6 separate regions of the Homo sapiens genome follow, and all the other regions are linked to region 4. Evidence: chromatin contacts called from ENCODE Hi-C or POLR2A ChIA-PET data. All regions are on one chromosome and are shown on one strand. The core of a region is the stretch at or near the end of the contact, and the rest is flanking DNA. Distances in the headings are between cores, read along the strand shown. Region 1 holds the start of DDA1 (DET1 and DDB1 associated 1). Region 2 holds the start of PGLS (6-phosphogluconolactonase). Region 3 holds the start of SLC25A42 (solute carrier family 25 member 42). Region 4 holds the start of PIK3R2 (phosphoinositide-3-kinase regulatory subunit 2). Region 5 holds the start of COLGALT1 (collagen beta(1-O)galactosyltransferase 1). Region 6 holds the start of SUGP2 (SURP and G-patch domain containing 2).

Evidence for each region. Hi-C counts contacts between places; a loop is a spot of excess contacts on that map. ChIA-PET counts read pairs that join two places held with the same protein, here RNA polymerase II (POLR2A). Pooled maps may share reads with other maps.
Region 1: a pooled map shows a loop between it and region 4 (8-fold over the local background). The contact joins the promoter of DDA1 here to the promoter of PIK3R2 in region 4. A Hi-C loop is called at or near these places in 8 of 50 pooled maps.
Region 2: a pooled map shows a loop between it and region 4 (8-fold over the local background). The contact joins the promoter of PGLS here to the promoter of PIK3R2 in region 4. A Hi-C loop is called at or near these places in 4 of 37 single-sample maps with no recorded cell type and 6 of 50 pooled maps. POLR2A ChIA-PET finds 5 or more read pairs at or near these places in 1 of 52 experiments (A549).
Region 3: a pooled map shows a loop between it and region 4 (8-fold over the local background). The contact joins the promoter of SLC25A42 here to the promoter of PIK3R2 in region 4. A Hi-C loop is called at or near these places in 3 of 50 pooled maps. POLR2A ChIA-PET finds 5 or more read pairs at or near these places in 2 of 52 experiments (B cell and PC-3).
Region 5: a loop to region 4 is called in a pooled map, with 13 times the contacts of the local background. The contact joins the promoter of COLGALT1 here to the promoter of PIK3R2 in region 4. A Hi-C loop is called at or near these places in 9 of 50 pooled maps.
Region 6: a loop to region 4 is called in a pooled map, with 13 times the contacts of the local background. The contact joins the promoter of SUGP2 here to the promoter of PIK3R2 in region 4. A Hi-C loop is called at or near these places in 6 of 50 pooled maps.

Annotation. Positions count from the first base shown.
Region 1 is chr19:17,307,996-17,310,842 of GRCh38, reverse strand. DDA1 (DET1 and DDB1 associated 1) reads right to left here and starts at 1,280. Exons shown (of 5, transcript NM_024050.6): 1 at 1,186-1,280. The coding sequence starts at 1,188. RefSeq lists a silencer at 965-1,064 and enhancers at 852-1,415, 1,505-1,694, 1,416-1,977.
Region 2 is chr19:17,510,173-17,513,076 of GRCh38, reverse strand. It overlaps PGLS (6-phosphogluconolactonase), which reads right to left and starts at 1,428. Exons shown (of 5, transcript NM_012088.3): 1 at 1,117-1,428. The coding sequence starts at 1,404. PGLS-DT (PGLS divergent transcript) reads left to right here and starts at 1,188. Exons shown (of 3, transcript NR_147835.1): 1 at 1,188-1,734. RefSeq lists enhancers at 1-610, 441-700, 663-957, 1,451-1,700, 1,268-1,924 and 1 more and silencers at 663-957, 1,201-1,250, 1,261-1,390.
Region 3 is chr19:19,062,526-19,065,559 of GRCh38, reverse strand. SLC25A42 (solute carrier family 25 member 42) reads right to left here and starts at 1,566. Exons shown (of 8, transcript NM_178526.5): 1 at 1,445-1,566. It overlaps LOC124904655 (a long non-coding RNA gene), which reads left to right and starts at 2,035. Exons shown (of 3, transcript XR_007067160.1): 1 at 2,035-2,370. RefSeq lists silencers at 1,395-1,664, 1,925-2,094.
Region 4 is chr19:18,151,827-18,154,526 of GRCh38, reverse strand. It overlaps PIK3R2 (phosphoinositide-3-kinase regulatory subunit 2), which reads right to left and starts at 1,364. Exons shown (of 16, transcript NM_005027.4): 1 at 1,233-1,364. RefSeq lists silencers at 494-713, 1,024-1,403 and enhancers at 1,514-1,793, 1,099-1,991, 2,534-2,613.
Region 5 is chr19:17,554,125-17,556,965 of GRCh38, reverse strand. COLGALT1 (collagen beta(1-O)galactosyltransferase 1) reads right to left here and starts at 1,317. Exons shown (of 12, transcript NM_024656.4): 1 at 993-1,317. The coding sequence starts at 1,252. It also overlaps a transcript of NIBAN3 not described here. RefSeq lists a silencer at 1,150-1,239.
Region 6 is chr19:19,032,097-19,034,990 of GRCh38, reverse strand. It overlaps SUGP2 (SURP and G-patch domain containing 2), which reads left to right and starts at 1,474. Exons shown (of 11, transcript NM_001017392.5): 1 at 1,474-1,554. It overlaps ARMC6 (armadillo repeat containing 6), which reads right to left and starts at 1,388. Exons shown (of 9, transcript NM_001199196.2): 1 at 1,061-1,388; 2 at 753-860. The coding sequence starts at 781. RefSeq lists silencers at 1,385-1,814, 2,235-2,314 and an enhancer at 2,241-2,742.

The sequences.
Region 1 (2,847 bases), core at 31-2,530, 840 kb after region 4:
AACAGGGCATGAAGCCATGGATGAATTCAGGTGTGTTCAGAAGGCAGAGACAATCTAATCCACTTATGATTGGCTGTAGGGATGAGACTGTACCAAGGTATCAAGGACAACTCCCAGGCTTGGGGACCCGCACACTAGGAACCCACCTTCCCATTTCCTTCCTGAAAGGGAGTCTTCCTTTCATCCCCACCACATCCCAAGGACTGTGGATTGTGGGCTGGGACTCTGGGTCAGGGGACAAAGGAGACTTGAGGTATCTTGACCAAGCTTCCCATCACCCTTCCCAGCCCTCAGGATGCCAACTAATGGGGGTTGTGGAGAGGCTTTAGTTCCACTCTGAGGGTGGGTCACCATCCCACTTTTCAGGTGGGGAGACTGAACCCCGAAGAACCACCAGACCCAAATTCCAGGATGACTGAGGAACCCTGAAGGAATTTCAACCTTCCAACAGCCAGGTGGGGACGATCCACACTTCATAATGAGGGGACAGCTAGAAGAGAACGTCACTGGCCTCGAGTCACCCAGCTCATCTGTTGAGCATTCACTATCCTGAGTCCTTTACGACGTCAGTTACCTAAATTGTCACCACCCTAAGAGGTTCAGACTACTGCTACCCTCATTTCACAGGGACAATCCATGCGGATCGGAGATAAAAGTTTTTCATTCTTAGAGGCGGGTAAGGGCCCAGAATGGTGGAGGTGGGGTCAGGGCCCGGGGAACCGGGACAATCGGCGATGTCGCACTTCCTTTGGCGACAAAGCCCTGCATATCGCGGTGCCAAGCCCCCTCCCCCGCCCCGGGGCCCAGGCCGGCCTCCCAAATTCTCCTGAACTGAAGAGATCCAGGTCCGGCGTGCTGAGAACGAGGCCAGACCAGGGGGTCTTACGGGACCCCATCCCCACCCCAGACGATTTCCGGGGGGAGCCGCAACCCGGAAATGAATGAGTTGTCAGGGCTTGGTATCCTGGATGGGGTCAGGGGTCGGAGAAGGAGTGGCAGTGGGATCAGCAGGAAGCTCTCGGTAGGGTCCGGGGGTCGAAGGTCACAGGTGAGTGGGAGGGGCGGGCCGGACCTGAGGGGACCGGGCAGAACGGAGAGGGGCCTAGGGGGATACTAGAGGTGGGTGGGACCACAGCGCCATTTTGTCTAGCAGAGGGGGAGTGGGGGCCTGGAGGCCATCCTCACCATCTTCTGTTTCCTCCGTCGCCGCCTCGGCCGCCGCCTCAGCCTCCACCGCCGCCACCAGAGCCGCCTTCTTAGCCGCCGCCTCACAGTAACTTCCAGCCACGGCACAGCCCACACTGATGGCGCCACCACCTCCCTGTCATTGGTGTGCAGTCTAGCCCCGCCCCCACATAGGAGCGCTTTGCACGCTTCCATTGGCCGCATCCAGCTAACTCATGCGCCCATTGGTTGCCACGCCTCCTCCCATTGTGGTCAAGTTCGGTTGAAGAAGCAAAGCACCTCCCGGTACTTGGAAGCAATGAAAGTGAGATCCGGAAGTGGGCGGAGGCCTCGGCCGCGAAGTCTCTTGGGAGCTGTAGTTTACAGCTCCGCGAGGCTCTCTAGAGCTTTTGTGTGTCTGTGTGTTTTTAAGATGCGAGGTTCGGCCGGGTGCGGTGGCTCACTCCTGTAATCTTAGCACTTTGGGAGGCCGAGGCGGGTAGATCGCCTGAGGTCAGCAGTTCGAGACCAGCCTGGCCAGCATGGTGAAACCCCATCTCTGCGCCTGTAATTCCAGCTAGTAGGGAGGCTGAGGCAGGAGAATCACTTGAACCCGGGAGGCGGAGGTTGCAGTGAGCCAAGATCGTGCCATTGCACTCCAGCCTGGGCAACAAGAGCGAAAATCAGTCTCAAAAAAAAAAAAAAAAAGCCAGCCGGGCGCAGTGGCTCACGCCTGTAATCCCAGCACTTTGGGAGGCCGACGCGGGTGGATCACGAGGTCAGGAGATCGAGACCGTCCTGGCTAACACGGTGAAACCACGTCTCTACTAAAAATACAAAAAATTAGCCGGGCGTGGTGGCGGACGCCTGTAGTCCCAGCTACTCCGGAGGCCGAAGCAGGACAACGGCGTGAACCGTGAGTGAGGCGGATCTTGCAGTGAGCTGAGATCGCGCCACTGCACTCCAGCCTGGCGGACAGAGGGAGACTCTGTCTCAAAAAAAAAAAGGCGGGGCACGGTGGCTCACGCCTGTAATCCCAGCAATCCCAGCACTTTGGGAAGCCGAGGCGGGCGGATCACGAGGTCAGGAGTTTGAGACCAGCCTGGCCAACATGGTGAAACCCCATCTCTACTAAAATACAAAAATTAGCCGGGCGTGGTGGCGGGCGCCTGTCATCCCAGCTACTCAAGAGGCTGAGGCAGGAGAATCGCTTAAAACCAGAAGGCGGAGGTGTCAGTCAGCCGAGATTAAGCCACTACAGTCCAGTCTGGGCAACAAGAGCTAAACTCCCTCTCAAAAGAAAAAAAAAAAAAAGACACAGGGGTCTTGCTATGTTTCCCAAGCTGGTCTCGAACTTCTGGCCTCAAGCAATCCTCCAGACTTGGCTTCCCAAAGTTCTGGGAGCCATCGTGCCGGCATCTTCTTGTGTTTATTACGTTTTTAAAGCAGCCCTAGAAGATAAGAACCATAACACTCCCTAGCTCCTCCTCGACACCGTCTTGCTCAACCACCTCCCGTAACTCCCTAGTATTCAATCCCACCTCCTTGGCCCCATTTATGGGCACCTGCGGTCTTCATTGCCCACCTGTGTCCTCACCTCTAACCAATTCCTTCTATGTCTGGGCTCTCCCAGACCTTGCCATTTCCTCCAAGACTTCCCTGACTGCATTCTTCAAAAAGGCA
Region 2 (2,904 bases), core at 179-2,678, 640 kb after region 4:
CACAGGAAGGCGGAAGTTAAATGTGTACCCAACTACGAAGTCAGATGAGGCAGGATCACACCCTGGCTGCCCCTCTGGTCACTAGATGCCTTGGGCAGGTAAGCTCACCTCTTCTGGCCTCAGTTTCTCCATCTGTGAAATGAGTGTAACATCTCATAGGCTGTGGTACGGACTCATGAATTGATGCATATAAAGCGTTCAGTAAGCCTTTTCTCTTAATAAAAAACCCACAAAACCATCATCAGCTCAAGATTCTATGCAAAGAGAAGACGGCACACCCAGCATGGGGTGTCCCTTGACGCTGCCAGACTCAAGTGACTTGAGGTTCCTGGCCTTTGAGCCCGCCCCTCCCACTCTTCCCTCGGCCAGGCCAAGGCTCCTCCAAGCCTCAGTTACCCTGTCTTTAAAAGAGCGCGCTCCTCTGATTCTATAGAATCCTGAGGCTCAAAGCCAAAGATGAACAGCCTGGAAGCAGAGCCATCAGAGCGGCAAAGCTGCCCAGGGATCCCCGAGAACTCGCTGGGGTTAGAGATCAGGACCCTGAGATTCAGGCTCTACACCTGATTCCTCGTGCCCCCGTCCGCTACGGGGCTGAGTTATGGGCATCGTTTGACATGGGCCACTCGGATTCCCTTCCAGGCCCTTGCCCGTGCCGTTCCCTCTGCCTGGCCACCGGATGAAGCAGGAAGACGGACTGCAAGTAGACCATTTCTAGCCCTGCCTAGATAAAGGCAGAGGGCGCAGTGAGGTCCTGCGGGACCCACTGTAGGCGGGGTTCAGGAGGCGGGCGAGCCCTGTCGGCTAGACCCCCAGCGGCCCCCGTAGTCGAGGTGCAGGCAGTGGGCGTGACCATCTCGGCATGACCCCCAGTGGCCCCCGTAGCCGAGGGCAACCGGTGGGCGCGGCCCTCTTGGCATGACCCCCAGCGACCCACGTAGCCGAGGTGCAGGCAGTGGGCACGGCCCTCTTGGCATGATACCCAGTGGCCCCCGTAGCCGAGGTGCAGACAGTGGGCGCGGCCCTTTCGGCATGGCCCCCGGCGGCCTCCGTAGCCGGGGTGTAGGCGGTGGCTGTGGCCCTCTCGGCGTGATCCCCGGCGGCCCCCGTAGCTCTCACCCGGTAGAGGCCGTACGTGCTCTCGGCGTGATCGAAGGGCACGAGGCGCTCGTCGCAGAAGCCCAGCGTCCAGCGCGCTAAGCTAGCTGGCCCGGCAGGGGCGACGGCGGCGGGTAGCTCGCGGGCTAGCATCGAGACGAGGCTCCCGCCCGACAGGCCGAGCGCGAAACGGGCGCGGGCCCCTGCCAGGCAGCATGCTGCGCGCTGGGCCACCAGCTGCGCTAGCGCCGCACCCAGCTCCTGGGAACTCGAGAACACCGAGATGAGGCCCGGGGCCGGCGCGGCCATGGCGAGGGCGGCGGCGGGGAGGAGGAAGCGCTCCCTACGGCCGTCGCTAGTACGCCTGCGCAAGGGCCGGCCCTGCCGCTTGGTTTCGAGTACTTTGGGTGATTGTCTTTGGCACATGCGCAGTGAGGCAAGTGAAGCACCGCGAAGGTCGGGCAGTCGGTCCGGCCCTACCCATTGAATCTTTGCCTGCTGTGCCTGAGTCGAAGTGAGTTCGGGAAGCCAGTGCCCGAATGCTCAACCTTGCTGTATCAGGGAGGGCCGGAGAGGGGAGCTCAAGAAGAGGACGTCCTATCGAGGTGGCAGGGATTTTCTGAAGGAGGGCGTATTTTGGTGAGTTTTAAAATTCCTGCACCGCCGGGCGCGGTGGCTGACGCCTGTAATCCCAACACTTTGGGAGGCCGAGGCGGGCGGATCACGAGGTCAGGAGATCGAGACCATCCTGGCTAACACGGTGAAACCCCGTCTCTACTGAAAACACAAAAAATTAACCGGGCGTAGTGGCGGGCGCCTGTAGTCCCAGCTACTCGGGAGGCTGAGGCAGGAGAATCGCTTGAACCGGGGTGGCGGAGGTTGCAGTGAGCCGAGATCGTGCCACTGCACCCCAGCTTGGGCGACAGAGCGAGGCTCCATCTCAAAAAAAAGTAGGGGATGAAAATATGCTTGTTGAATTTTTTTTTTTTTTTTTTTTACATTTTCCGGACGGACGGGCTCTTGCTATATGGTCTAGGCTGATCTTGAACCCCTGGGCTCAAGCGATCTTCCTGCCTCGGCCTCCCAAAGTGGTAGCATTCAGGCGAAAGCCACTGCGCCTGGCCATGCTTGTTGAATTTTTTAAGCTAACCCTCCTAGTGTGGTGGTGTGTCCCTCTGAGTGCCCAGAAAGGCCTCCAATCGAGTTCTTGCCTGGACAGAGGGCTGGAAGGGGAAGAAGGCCTGGTGGGCCTGGGGAGGCTGGGCCACTTCTGAGAGTGGGATATTTCAGTGATGTGTGTAAGCGCAGTTCAACTCACACAGGTAGTGGATTTTAAAATCAGTAGCAAATTAAGAAAACAATTCCATTTACCATAGCATCATAAAGTATAAAGTAGGCATAAATTTAATAAAAGAAGTACAAGACTGTACTTCTTGAGAGCTGTAGCTGGGCTTGGTGGCTCACAGCTGTAATCCCAGCACGTTGGGAAGCCAAGGCTGGACCCGGTGGCAGCTGCCTGTGGTCCCAGCTACTTGGGAGGCTGTGGTGGGAGGATCACTTGAGCCCAGGAGACTAAGGCTGCAGTGAGCTGTGTTCCTGCCATTCCACTCCAGCCTGGGCAATAGAGTGAGACCCTGTCTCGAAACAAGCAAAAGAACTAAAACTTTGGTGAAAAAAAAAATTAAAGATGATCTAAATAAATGGTAAGACATTCCACGTTCATGGATTGGAAAGTATAATATTGTTAAGATGGCAGTACTCCACAAATTGGTCTACGGATGCAATGTAATCCCTTTCAAATTTACAATG
Region 3 (3,034 bases), core at 317-2,816, 910 kb before region 4:
AGAAACGCTCCAGGAGCCTTACAGGAAATGGCACGTTATTGCTTTTCAACAACAAAGCCACTGTCCTCCTTCTATGCTGCATGCTTGCAAATCAGACTCAAGGGAACTAAAAAATTCCAGAAGAATCATTCCTAGCACCACCCAGGCTCGTTTTGCAGGTTAGCTTTAAACAGCTGAAACATTAGTTTGCCTCACTCTAAAGAGTGTTTCCTTACTCTTTATCGGCTTCAAGGGCCCAGGGAGTGTCGGAGAGGGGTCCCGGGTCTGCAAGAGCTGGGAGCCCCGGCCCCGGCAACCCCCTCTCCGGCATCCTGCAGGAGGCACCCAAGATGATGAGCCCCCCTCCTCCGGCAGCGTCTCCACCGCCAGCCTGCCCCAGGACTCCGAGACACACGCTTGGCAGAGGGGCCGTCCCTTCCAGCTAAGCCTTTCCGGACCCAGTCAAAGTCACGACTCCTGCCAATCCCTCTGAGATAAACATAACAGATGGGCCCAAACGCGGTGGGTCCACAGCAGAGGGTCAGCGATGCCCAGGGTAGAATAGGCTCTGCCTCTAGCATTCAAGTGGTTTAGGTCTGTGGCTGGTAAAATGGAGATGATTCCGGTTTGGTCTGACAGATGGGATTATTCTAAGGTCCGGAAATCACTTTATAGACTGTCAAGCACTGTTAGAAATGAACACTGGGGTAAGCTTTTGTTTGGGGAGGGGAGGGTGCAGCGATCCTGAGATACCAAGGCTTGGGGGACTATTGGAGGACCTGGGGGATTCGGGGGGATTATTACAGAGGGTGTGCGAACACAGGTGCACGTGGAAGAAAGCCCAAGGTGGGAGAGAGAAAAGGGGGAGACAGAGGTGTGGGGCTGCCAGGGCAGAGGGCAGGTGCCAGGGGGAAGGTCCCTGAGAAGAGAGACACAGGTTGCTGGGGGAGTGGGCACGAGAGTAGCGAGCAGATACCTGGATATGAGGAAAGGCAGTGGGGGACGGGACTAGGTCCAGGTGTGAGTTGCGAGGCCATGAGTTAGGAGTCACAGGCTCAGGTGTGGGTGTGGGGGTGTCATCGACAAGGACAGACTCAGGTGATGTGGGGGGTGTTCGTGAGTGGGGGCGGGTGTTCGTGAGTGGGGGCGCGGTGTCAGGTGTGTGAGGGGGATGTCAGACCCAGCTGTGCGGGGCGCCGGGGACAAGGCCCCAGGGGTGTGGGAGATGTCAGCAAGGACAGTCTAAAGTGTATGGGGGATGTCAACGAAAAGGGACGTGGTGTCAGGCGTGCGTGGACTGCGGGTGACGGGCTCAAACCTGGATGCAGTAGCCCCCAGGGGGCAGTAGACGTGGAGTGTGGGGTTGGGGGGGGTCTTTAACCTCTTCCTGCCCTCGCGACGCTACTGTCATGCCCCGCCTCATCCGCCCCTCGCCCCGGGATCCATGACAGGACCCGTGCCTCACCTCAGTTCAGCCCGACAGGCGCGGGCCGCTGACGCTTGGGCCCCCCCGGCGCCCCCCGCGCCCCCTCACCGGCCCGGACGCGTCGCCGCCGCCGCTACCTCCAGCCGCCACGGCCCCGCCTCGCGCACCCCCAGAGCGCGCCACGGGAGGGGTCCACGCCACGCCCCGATTGGCTGCTCCCTGGCCAGTCAGCGCTGGAAGCGACAGTGATTGGCGAGTATGAAGCAGATGGGCAGCCCCTAAAGCCAATCGCTGATTGGCAGAGGTGGGGCTATTGGGAGAGGCCTGGGGTGCCTGAGTGGTCCCTCAGGGTGCTAGGCGCTGGGAGGCGAGGGCCTGGAGGCAGGCGAGGATTGGAATCTTGGCAGAAAACAGGCAGAACTGTCGGCCAATCGCTGGGGGCCAGGGGCGGGGCTACGAAGAAACTGGCGCTACCGGTGGGGCAGAGGCGAGAGGAACGGAGGGCGTAGCTTGGGGGGAGACCGGGATTGGCCGCAAAGCCGAAGACTGGCAGGCCCCGCGGCCAGTCGCAGCGGCCGTGGGCGGTACGCCCCCAGGGGAGGGCTGGAGCGTTCAAGGTGCAGTCCGACCCGGAGCGCGGCAACCCGACGTGGCCTCGGACGCCTGGCGCAGGGTCCCCTGAGGCTCTCGTGTAGAGCCCGCCCTCTGGCCACCTAGCACAGAAGCGGATGTGAACTTGGACCATCAAGGCTGAAGGACTCCTGGATAATTCTCTATCCCCTTACTCCCCACTAATCCCCTGCAGACGACACGGAGAGGGCAGATTCGCTGGAGGTCACTCTGAACTGCCCTCTCCATCTCGAGGTGGTGTGAAGACATGGAAATAAGGGGCGGAATCCTACTGAAACGCGCTGCGTGGTTTTCTGAGTGTCTGACCTCTCTGCGTCCCAGCTTTCCCCGCCACGGTATCCAGTGACATCCCTGTTGGGCCTTCTCCCTGCCAAGTCTTTTTTTGAATTAACTGAATCTTAACCACAATCCCATGAGGTCAGAGAGACCACTGGCTCCTTTTACAGAAACCAGAGCACAGAGAGGTCAAGCTCCTTGCCCAAGGTTACACAGCATTCTCTGGTTGCTAAACCAGAGAATGAATCTAGAGCAGCCTGCTTTTTGGAAAGAGTGTGTCAGAGAAGAGCCACTGGGGGCCTCAGAGACCTGGGTTTGAATCCTTGTCCAATCACTGGCCCACCACACAACCTTGGGCAAAAGCCCTTGTGAGCCTCAGCTGTTTCATTTGGAAAAGAGGGGGGAAAATGATTCCTATGCCTTGATCTTTCCTCTCTGGGGTTGCTTCCCTGGGAAAATTTACAACTCAGCTCTCATTTTAATTATCTGGTGAAAGCATTTGACCCTGAGCAGGTCATGTGCGGCCTGTGAGCCTCAGCTCCTCTGTGAAGTGCAGAAAAATGCCGGCAGTTTAGGGAGACACCTGCCATCCCAGGCATGGCTGTGTCATCGGCACCTCCCCCGAAGCCACTCTGTTCTATGACTCACCCTTCATCTTCAGGATGGAGAGGGCTACAAATGTTTCCAGATACCAGCTCTTATTTCCTCTAGGTGCTGGCCAGG
Region 4 (2,700 bases), core at 115-2,614:
AGAGGCCTCTACACAAGCAAAGGCCTCGAGGTGAGTCCAAGCAAATGGACCTCCAGTCTCTGCAGAGGAGGAGTGAGTGGGCTGGCAGGTAGCTCCAGCCTGGGGCCCAGAGTAGGCACAAAATGCAGATGGGGAGGTGCTTAGAAGGAACCTTAGCCCCAGGCAGGGACAGGGAGCCAGGAGAAGGTGGGGGTACTGCAGCTGAGGAGGAGGGGAGGCTGCCGGCAGCAGGGCATTGATTATTCCCCAGGAGTCCCAGCCTGGGGAGGCGGAGATAGGCACACATTCCCAGCCTAGCCCTGCGGGTTCAGACGCCCTGTGATGGACAGGGCTAGGGTCGGGGGATGGACGTGCTGTTCTAGAGAATGGATCATCACAGCGGATAGGAAGGCGCGACAGGCAGACGGAACGGCACATGCAAAGCCTTGGCAGTGGGTTAAGTTGCTTGTCAAGGATTCAGGGTGGCTATAAGGATAGGTGCTATCCACCAAGAGGCCCGAGTGTCAGGTGGAGGCTCTGAGCATCCTTCAGTCACGGGGAACCCCAAGAGGTGTCCGAGCAGGGCGGAGGGGCGCCACATTCTCGGGTGCCCAATTTACCCATTCCTAGGCCTCTGTTACCCTCATTCTACAGGTGGGGAAACTGAGGCCCCGAGAGGGGATGCCCAGAAAACCGCCTGGATCTGCCTGCCAGCCCGCCCCCACGCCCCGGTGTGCGCGCCCCGGGAGCAGCGCTCCCCGAATCCGGGAGGCGGGAGGGGCGGGGCAGGCAGGGCTGGGGGCTCCGCGGGTGAAGGCAGGGCCTGAGCGCTCACACAGACGCGCACTTGGGTCTGCGTGGACCCGGCCACCCGGCTAGGGGACCGGAAGTGGGTTCGACCCCCGGCCCTCCCGCACCCCATTCTGCCCCGCACAATGCCTGGGCGCCCCTCGGTACTATTCGAAGCCCCATTCCAGGCAGGGCCTCCCTTCATTTGGGGCCTCGGCTCCAGTCCGGTATCTTGGACGCGGGGAGTCTCTCCCCATTCTGCCCCGACCGTCCCAAGGAGGCTGCACCGCTGCGGAGCCGAGCCCGAGGCCCCCCCTTGCCTGCGGCCCCCCCAGTTCCCGCGGGGCCCGACGCAGCCTGGCGCTTGCGTTCTGGCTTCCACCGGGGCCCGGCACTGCCCCCGGGCGCCCCGCATTTAAGCACACTCCCAGCCGCCCCCGCCACGAGGGCCAGTCAGGACTCACCTGGTCGCGGCCGCCACCGCCGCCGCAGCCGCCGTCACACCAAGCCAAGCCCGCCCCGTGGCTCCACCGCGGCCACCGTCGCCGCAGCCGCGGGATCCCCGCCTCCGCCGCCGCCACGGTTCCGAGCGGCCTGGCCCGCCCCCGGCGGAAATGCCCGAGCGCATTCGAGCCGGGCGGATGAACCGAGGCCGAGGCGGAGCCTGAGGTAAGGGGGCACCCGAGTGTTTCCGGAAGTAGCCGAACGTAATCCCGCGGGACTGGTGGACTAGAGGGTGCCCCCGAGACAGCCGAGCGTTTCCAGAGGTAGCCGAGTGCAATCGGGTCGGCGAGGGATCCGAGACTGGGCTCGGCTGGGCTTAGAGACGCCCGAGCGCTTTCGGAAATGGCCGAACACTCTCTACGGCCGCACTGGCACAACTGAGGCTGATCCCCAAGACCGCGGAGCGTTTCTGGAAATAACCGAATGTGCTCAGTGCCCAATGGAGGCCTTGGGAGTTTAGACCCAGAGGCGACCGCCAGCTTATGGGAATTACTGAAGCATAGATGGTTCCAGGGGACAAATGAGGCGTTCTCAAGCTCAGCAAACAGGGGGCAGTAGAGTGGGGAAAGGGCCTGCCGCAAAAAGCAGAAGTCGGAGAAAGCCAGGGTTGAAGGAGTTTCCATGGCAACCCAGAGCGTCCGGAAACAGCCAACGATCTCGACCCCTACGGGCACTAGAATTTAGCGGACTTGAGCCTAGATGCCGACGGTTTCCGGAAATAGCCGAACGCACTCGGAGATGGGGCTGTAGCCAAGAGTGTTTGCATGCCGGCTGAGCGCCCCGGAAGTAACGGATTGCTCTAGGGCTGGGCCGGGTTCGGCTAGAGGGAGTTTTATGGCAGAGCGCAAGCTAAGACCAGGATAGAAAGGACGCGACGATTGCTTATTTTGTTATTATTTTTTGAGACGGAGTTTCGCTCTTGTTGCCCAGGCTGGAGTGCAATGGCGCTATCTCGGCTCGCCGCAACCTCCACCTCCCGAGTTCAAGCGATTCTCCTGCCTCAGCCTCCCGAGCAGCTGGGATTACAGGCATGCGCCACCACGCCCGGCTAATTTTGTATTTTTAGTAGAGACGGGGTTTCTCCATGTTGGTCAGGGTGGTTTGGAACTCCCGACCTCAGGAGATCCGCCCGCCTTGGCCTTCCAAAGTGCTGGGATTACAGGCGTGAGCCACCGCGCCCCGCCGCTTATTTATTTTATTAACATAGCCCAGGGCGCCCAGGAGGTCGAGGCTGCAATGTGCCGTGATTGCGCCACTGTACTCCAACCTGGGTTACAGAGCGAGACCTTGTCTCAAAAACATAAAAATAAAAAACATAGCTCAGGGCCCAGATGTCTGGAGGAAGCTTTTAAAGGCAGGGCTATGATGGAGTACTCGCAGGGAGAGGGTAGCAGGAGGCTGGTACCAGCGATGGCATCAGGAAGAATC
Region 5 (2,841 bases), core at 68-2,567, 600 kb after region 4:
CCCAAAAAGAGAATTATATTAATACGCTCATTTTCTTTTCTTTTTCTTTTTTTAGAGGCAGGTCTTACTCTGTAGCCCAGGCTGGAGTGCAGTGGTGCAATCATAGGTCACTGCAGCCTCGAACTCCTGGGCTCAAGCGATTCTCCTGCGTCAGCCTCCTGAATAGCTGGGACTACAGGCACACACCACCGCACCTGGCTAATTTTTGTATTTTTTTTCTAGAGACGGGGTTTTGCCATGTTGGCAAGGCTGGTGTCGAACTCCTGAGCTCAAGTGACCCGCTTACCTTGGCCTCCCAAATTGCTAGGATTACTGCGTGAGCCACTGCACCCGGACCCATTTTCCATTTGAGAAAACTGAGGCAGGGAGTGAGAAGTCACCAGTCAAAGGTTTCTTCAGAGCTCTGCCCCATTCCCTACCAAGAAAGCATCCACTTCCTCCTGGGCCATCTGGTCCTGGACTCCACCCACGCCGGTCTGAGGGCAGGGGTTTGACTGGGGCCTGGAGCCAGGCTGAGTTCAAGCTTAAGGGCAGCAGCCGGCACAGAAAGGCTTGCTGTTAGATGTGGCCTCTGGCAACGCCCCAGTGGGGGCTCTGGGCTCCGTCCTTTGGAGGTGTACGTGCCCCAGAGGGAGTTAGAGCCCCAGTTAGTGAGGCCGGAGCTGCCCTAGTAGGGTCCAGCAGGCAGAAGCGGTGCCCAGCCCACCCCAAAGGAGCCAGCAGGAGGAACTCGGTCCCGCTTGTGTTGTGGGGAGGGCTGTGTCTGGCCCCATGGGAGGACAGCAGGCAGGGGGCACGCGTGGACCCGTCCCGATGGGGGCAGCGGGCAGGGGCATGCGTAGAACCGTCCCGATGGGGGTAGCGAGCAGGAAGCACGCGCGGACCCGCCCAGAAGAGGACAGCGGGCAGGGGCTCGCGTGGACCCACCCCTATGGGGACAGCAAGCAGGGGCTCGCGTGACCCGCCTGATGGGGACAGCGGGCTCGACTCACCATAGCGCCGTGCGCTCCCGCGGGTGCCGCAGCCGCTCGAGTGCGCCCAGCGTGGTGGGCAACGCGTGGGCCGCGTTTCGCGCCAACAGCGCGATGAGCACGCGCGGCGCCTGCAGGGGCGACTCCGGGCTCCAGCGCTCCTCGGGGAAGTAGGCGTCGGCGCCCGGCGGGGCCCCCGGCGGCAGTGGCGCCAGCAGCAGAAGCAGCAGCGCCAGGAGCGGCTGCCCGCGCCGCCGGCCCGCGCGTGGGGCCGCCGCCATCGCGCCACGCGTCTCCTTTAAGTCGTTTTTCTGCGGGAGGACTCTGGCCGCGCCTTAAAGGGGTCATAGGGGCCCCGCCCGGCCGCGCGCCTTAAAGGGGAGGAGCGCGCCGGGCGTGAAGTCCAGGCCCCGCCTCCAGACGCTCTCCGAGTCCCAAGGCCCGGAGTGACGTCACCTGCAGCCCTACCCAGGACGCCCCGCCCCCGCACCGATCTTAAAGGCACATAGCGCTCGGAGCGCGTGGAAGGGATGTTAGGGGTAGCGTTAGGGTTAGGAACCCGCGCTTCCTCCAGGCGCCTCCTACCACTGAGACCTCCGCCAGATGCGCCGCCCAATTTCCCCATGTATAAAACCCGGGCTGTGCCACCAGGCGGACTTGGCTACTTAGGACCTGGTTTGGGACCCAAGAGACCTTAGCCTCAGTTTCCTCTGCTGCAACGTGGGTTTTGCCATCCTGGTTTTGGATCTCACAGGGATGTCATTGAGGGTTGTGGAGAATAAAGGTCATGACGTCCACAGACCTGGCGTCACATTCAGTCCCCGCCTTGGGCTTGCTATATGTGAGCCTCAGTCTGTCCATCTATAAAATGAGATCATAGAGACCCTATAGGGTTGGCGTGAAAATAGAGCCAGGGCATGATAATGGACCGTTCTGGGCACAAGCTCTTCCAGAGACAAGGGCCATGTTTTCATGGAAACGCTGTCAAGGGATTGTTTTCCAATACTCTAGAGCCGCATTTTCAAATTGATTGACTTAGTATCACACTTTTTTTTTTTTTTTTTTGAGACGGAGTCTGGCTTTGTTGCCCGGGCTGGAGTGCAGTGGTGCAACATAGCAAGACCGTGCCTCTATTTTTAAAAACAATAAAAACTTTAAAAAATACATCTGAACATTATTATTATTATTATTATTATTTTCTTTTTTTTTTTTTTTGAGACAGCGTCTCACTCCATTGCCCCGGCTAGAGTACAGTGGCGCGATCTCGGCTCACTGCAACCTCCGCCTCCCGGGTTCAAGCGATTCTCCTGCTTCAGCCTCCTGAGTAGCTGGGACTACAGGCACGCGCCACCACGCCCGGCTAATTTTTGTTTATAGTAGAGATGGGGTTTCACCATATTGGCCAGGCTGGTCTCGAACTCCTGACCTCCTGATCCGCCCACCTCAGCCTCCCAAAGTGCTGGGATTACAGGCGTGAGCCACCGCGCCCAGCTTATTATTATTTTCACAGAGAGGGTCTTACTCTGTGGCTCAGGCTAGAGTGCAGTGGCATGATCACATGATCATGGCTCACTGCAGCCTCAACCTCCTGGGCTCAACTGATCCTCCTGCCTCAGCCTCCCAAGTAGCTGGGACTACAAGTGCACTCAACCACGCCCAGCTAATTTTTAAATTTTTTGTAGAGATGGAGTCTCGCTATGTTGCCCCGGCTGTTCTCAAACTCCTGGTCTCAAGTAATCCTCCCCCTTCAGCCTCCCAAACTGCTGGGATTACCAGTGAGCCATCATGCCCCGCTAAAACTTAATTTTTAAGAATGATACAGGCCAGGTGCAGTGGCTCACGCCTGTAATCCCAGCATTTTGGGAGGCTG
Region 6 (2,894 bases), core at 225-2,724, 880 kb before region 4:
ACTCGGGAGGCTGAGGCAGGAGAATGGCCTGAACCCAGGAGACGGAGCTTGCAGTGAGCTGAGATTGCGCCACTGCACTCCAGCCTGGGTGACAGAACGAGACTCCGTCTCAAAAAAAAAAAAAAAGGCCAGGCAAGATAGTGCACACCGGTAATCCCAGCTACTCAGGAGGCTGAGGCAGGAGATCGCTTGAACTCCTTTTGACTCCGTTTCAAAAAAAAAAAAAATACAAAATTTAGCCAGGTGCGGTGTTGCGCACCTGTAGTCCCAGCTACTCGGGAGGCTGAGGCAGGGGAAGCCCTTGAACCCGGGAGGTGGAGGTTGCAGTGAGTCAAGATCATGCCACTACACTCTAGCCTGGGCGACAGAGAAAGACTCCGTCTCAAAAGAAAATTAAACGTGTGCCATGACATGCTGGGGACTCTAAAAGACTCCATCCACATGTCCCTCTACCAGCCACACCCACTCTGGTTCAAACACCAGCCTCCCCTAAGGGCGGCGTCACCTGCCACTCCCAGAGCCTAGACTCCACCTCACTCACGTGCTCAAAGCCCGGTAGTGGCTTCCCAACCCTCTCAGAACAAAACCCAGCCTCCTTATCCGCACCTTCTCTATCTAAGCCTTCCAAGTTCCTCTTCCCCGCCTTTCTCATCCTTCCCAGCACTCAAGAGACAGCCTTCAAAACCACTTCTAGATAAAGAGCAGCCCTGCTTTCCCGTCCCATCACTCTGTTATTATTTGCACACCATTACCTGTATCTAGAGCAACATCGTTCACTCATTTATTTGTACCCTGTAGCCTCCTTGTCCCCACTGCCTAGGACGGGGCCCGACACGCAGCAGGCACTCAGTGCACAGGTGCTGAATGAATAAATAAAATGAATGAAAATAAAGCGAATGCCAGGGAAGCCGAGGATTTTGTCCCCAGGCGGCTTCTGTAAAATTCTTTCATTTTTTTTTTCCCCCCAAACCACGTACCCGAGGGTCGCGCCAGCCCGACCCTGCGGCACCCCCACTCCCCACTCCGCGCGGGACAGGCCTCGGCAGCCGCAGCGTCTCACCCGGTCTTCGCGGCCACGTGGGGAAAGGTGGGGCGCGCGGTTGTCACCCAGGGAGCCGCCTCTAGCCCCTTCCGGCCGCCGTACGCGCGCAGGCGCTGTGGCGCCCCTAGGCTTGGCCTCCCAGAGACTCGCGGACGCTCACGATAACCAAGGACGACCGCGAACCAAGGTAAAGCCAACGAGGCCACCTCGTGCGCGACGGAGGCGTCTTTGCCGCCCCTTCCGGGACGCTCACGGTGGTCGCCGCCCCCAGCAGGGAAATGTTTTGCCTCCAGAGCGTCCGCCCAGAAGAAGCGGACAGCGCGCTTGCGCAAGAGAGCCGGGCCGCGGCGGCCCGCGCCTGCGCACCAGGACTCGGCGGCGGCTTGCGCCTGCGCGGCGCGGCGCTGCGGAGACCGTTGGTTCATTTGCATGTCCCCGCCTCGCGCGGCGGCGGCGGCGGGTGAGGAGCCTGAGGCGGCGGCGGGGGTGGCTCCGCGCGCGGTGGTCTCGGGGTGAGGCCCGGGCCCTGGCGTCGTCGGTGGGTGGCTCCCGGGGTGGGAAGCTCGGGCTCGGCCTTGGGGGCCCGCCCCGGGCTCCGTGATGGCGTCGCAGGCTCGGCCCTCTGGCTGCGGCGGCGGCCGCGTCCCCGCCGGGTTGGCCTGGGTGGCCGGCTGCGGCCTCCCGGGCCCGGCGCCCCCATTTCCTCGCCCGCAGAGGCCGGGAGACGGCGGGCCGCGTCCACAAAGGCTCATTGGTTCAGTCGTTCATTCATTCCTCCCGAACTCGGAGCGGCCCCCGCTCGGGAGGAGATAACGGCGCCCAGCGCTGCATCGGGCCCTTGCCCTCTTTAGAACCGGTTCAGCCCCCACACCAGCCCCTTTACTGGCTGCCCATTCCATAGGTGGGGAAACGGAAGCACAGAAAGCTTAGAATCGTGTGATTTGAACCTGGGTCACCTGACCCGGGAACCCTGCCCTTTGCCAGCAGAGAACAAGGGGGCGCCCCGGGAAAAGGGCTGAAGGATGGGACTGGGGGAGGCGGGTGGGGGAGGCGGTGATCGTGATGGGAAATGGACCCTACGGGTTGTCTCTTGAAGTTGGAGGTTTTGCGAAGCGGGATATCTTGATGGTTAAGGATGCAGCCCCTGGACCCCAAAATGTTGCTTAATCTTTTTACTCATTCTTCGGGGCTTTGGATGCACGAATACCCTTTTTGCCAGGTTCAAATCTGGGCTGTCTGGTCTTGAATGGGTCGTTGAGTCTGTCTCCCTTTGCCTCCTCACCCTAATGTCATTCATAACAGGACCCGCCTCTTCAGTGGGTGGTTGGGAGATCGCGCAAGGACCCAGCGCAGAATGAACTGTCACTAGTTCATTGTCATTGGTTGGGGGTCCCGCCACTCACTGTCAAGAGGCTTCTTTTAGAAGGGAAGGAAGTTCTCAGAGCCTCTGTGCCCTGCTGAGTCTGTGAATGGGAAAAGAGTGATCCTGGGCCAGGCGCAGTGGCTCACGGCCTGGAATCCCAGCACTTTGGGAGGCCGAAGCGGGCGAATCACTTGAGGTCAGGAATTCAAGACCAGCCTGGCCAACATGGTGAAACTCCATCTCTACCTAAAATATAAAAATTAGTCGGATGCGGTGGCGGACTCCTGTAATCCCAGCTACTCAGGAGGCTGAGGCAGGAGAATTGCTTGAGTCCAGGAGGCGGAGGTTGCAGTTAGCCGAGATCATGCCACTGCACTCCAGCCTGGGCAACAGGGAGAGTCTCAAAAAAAGGAAGAAAAAAAAAAAAAAGATTGATCTCTTCTTTCCTAACCACGATTTGCGAGGGTTGTGGTCCCACCCTTCCTACTC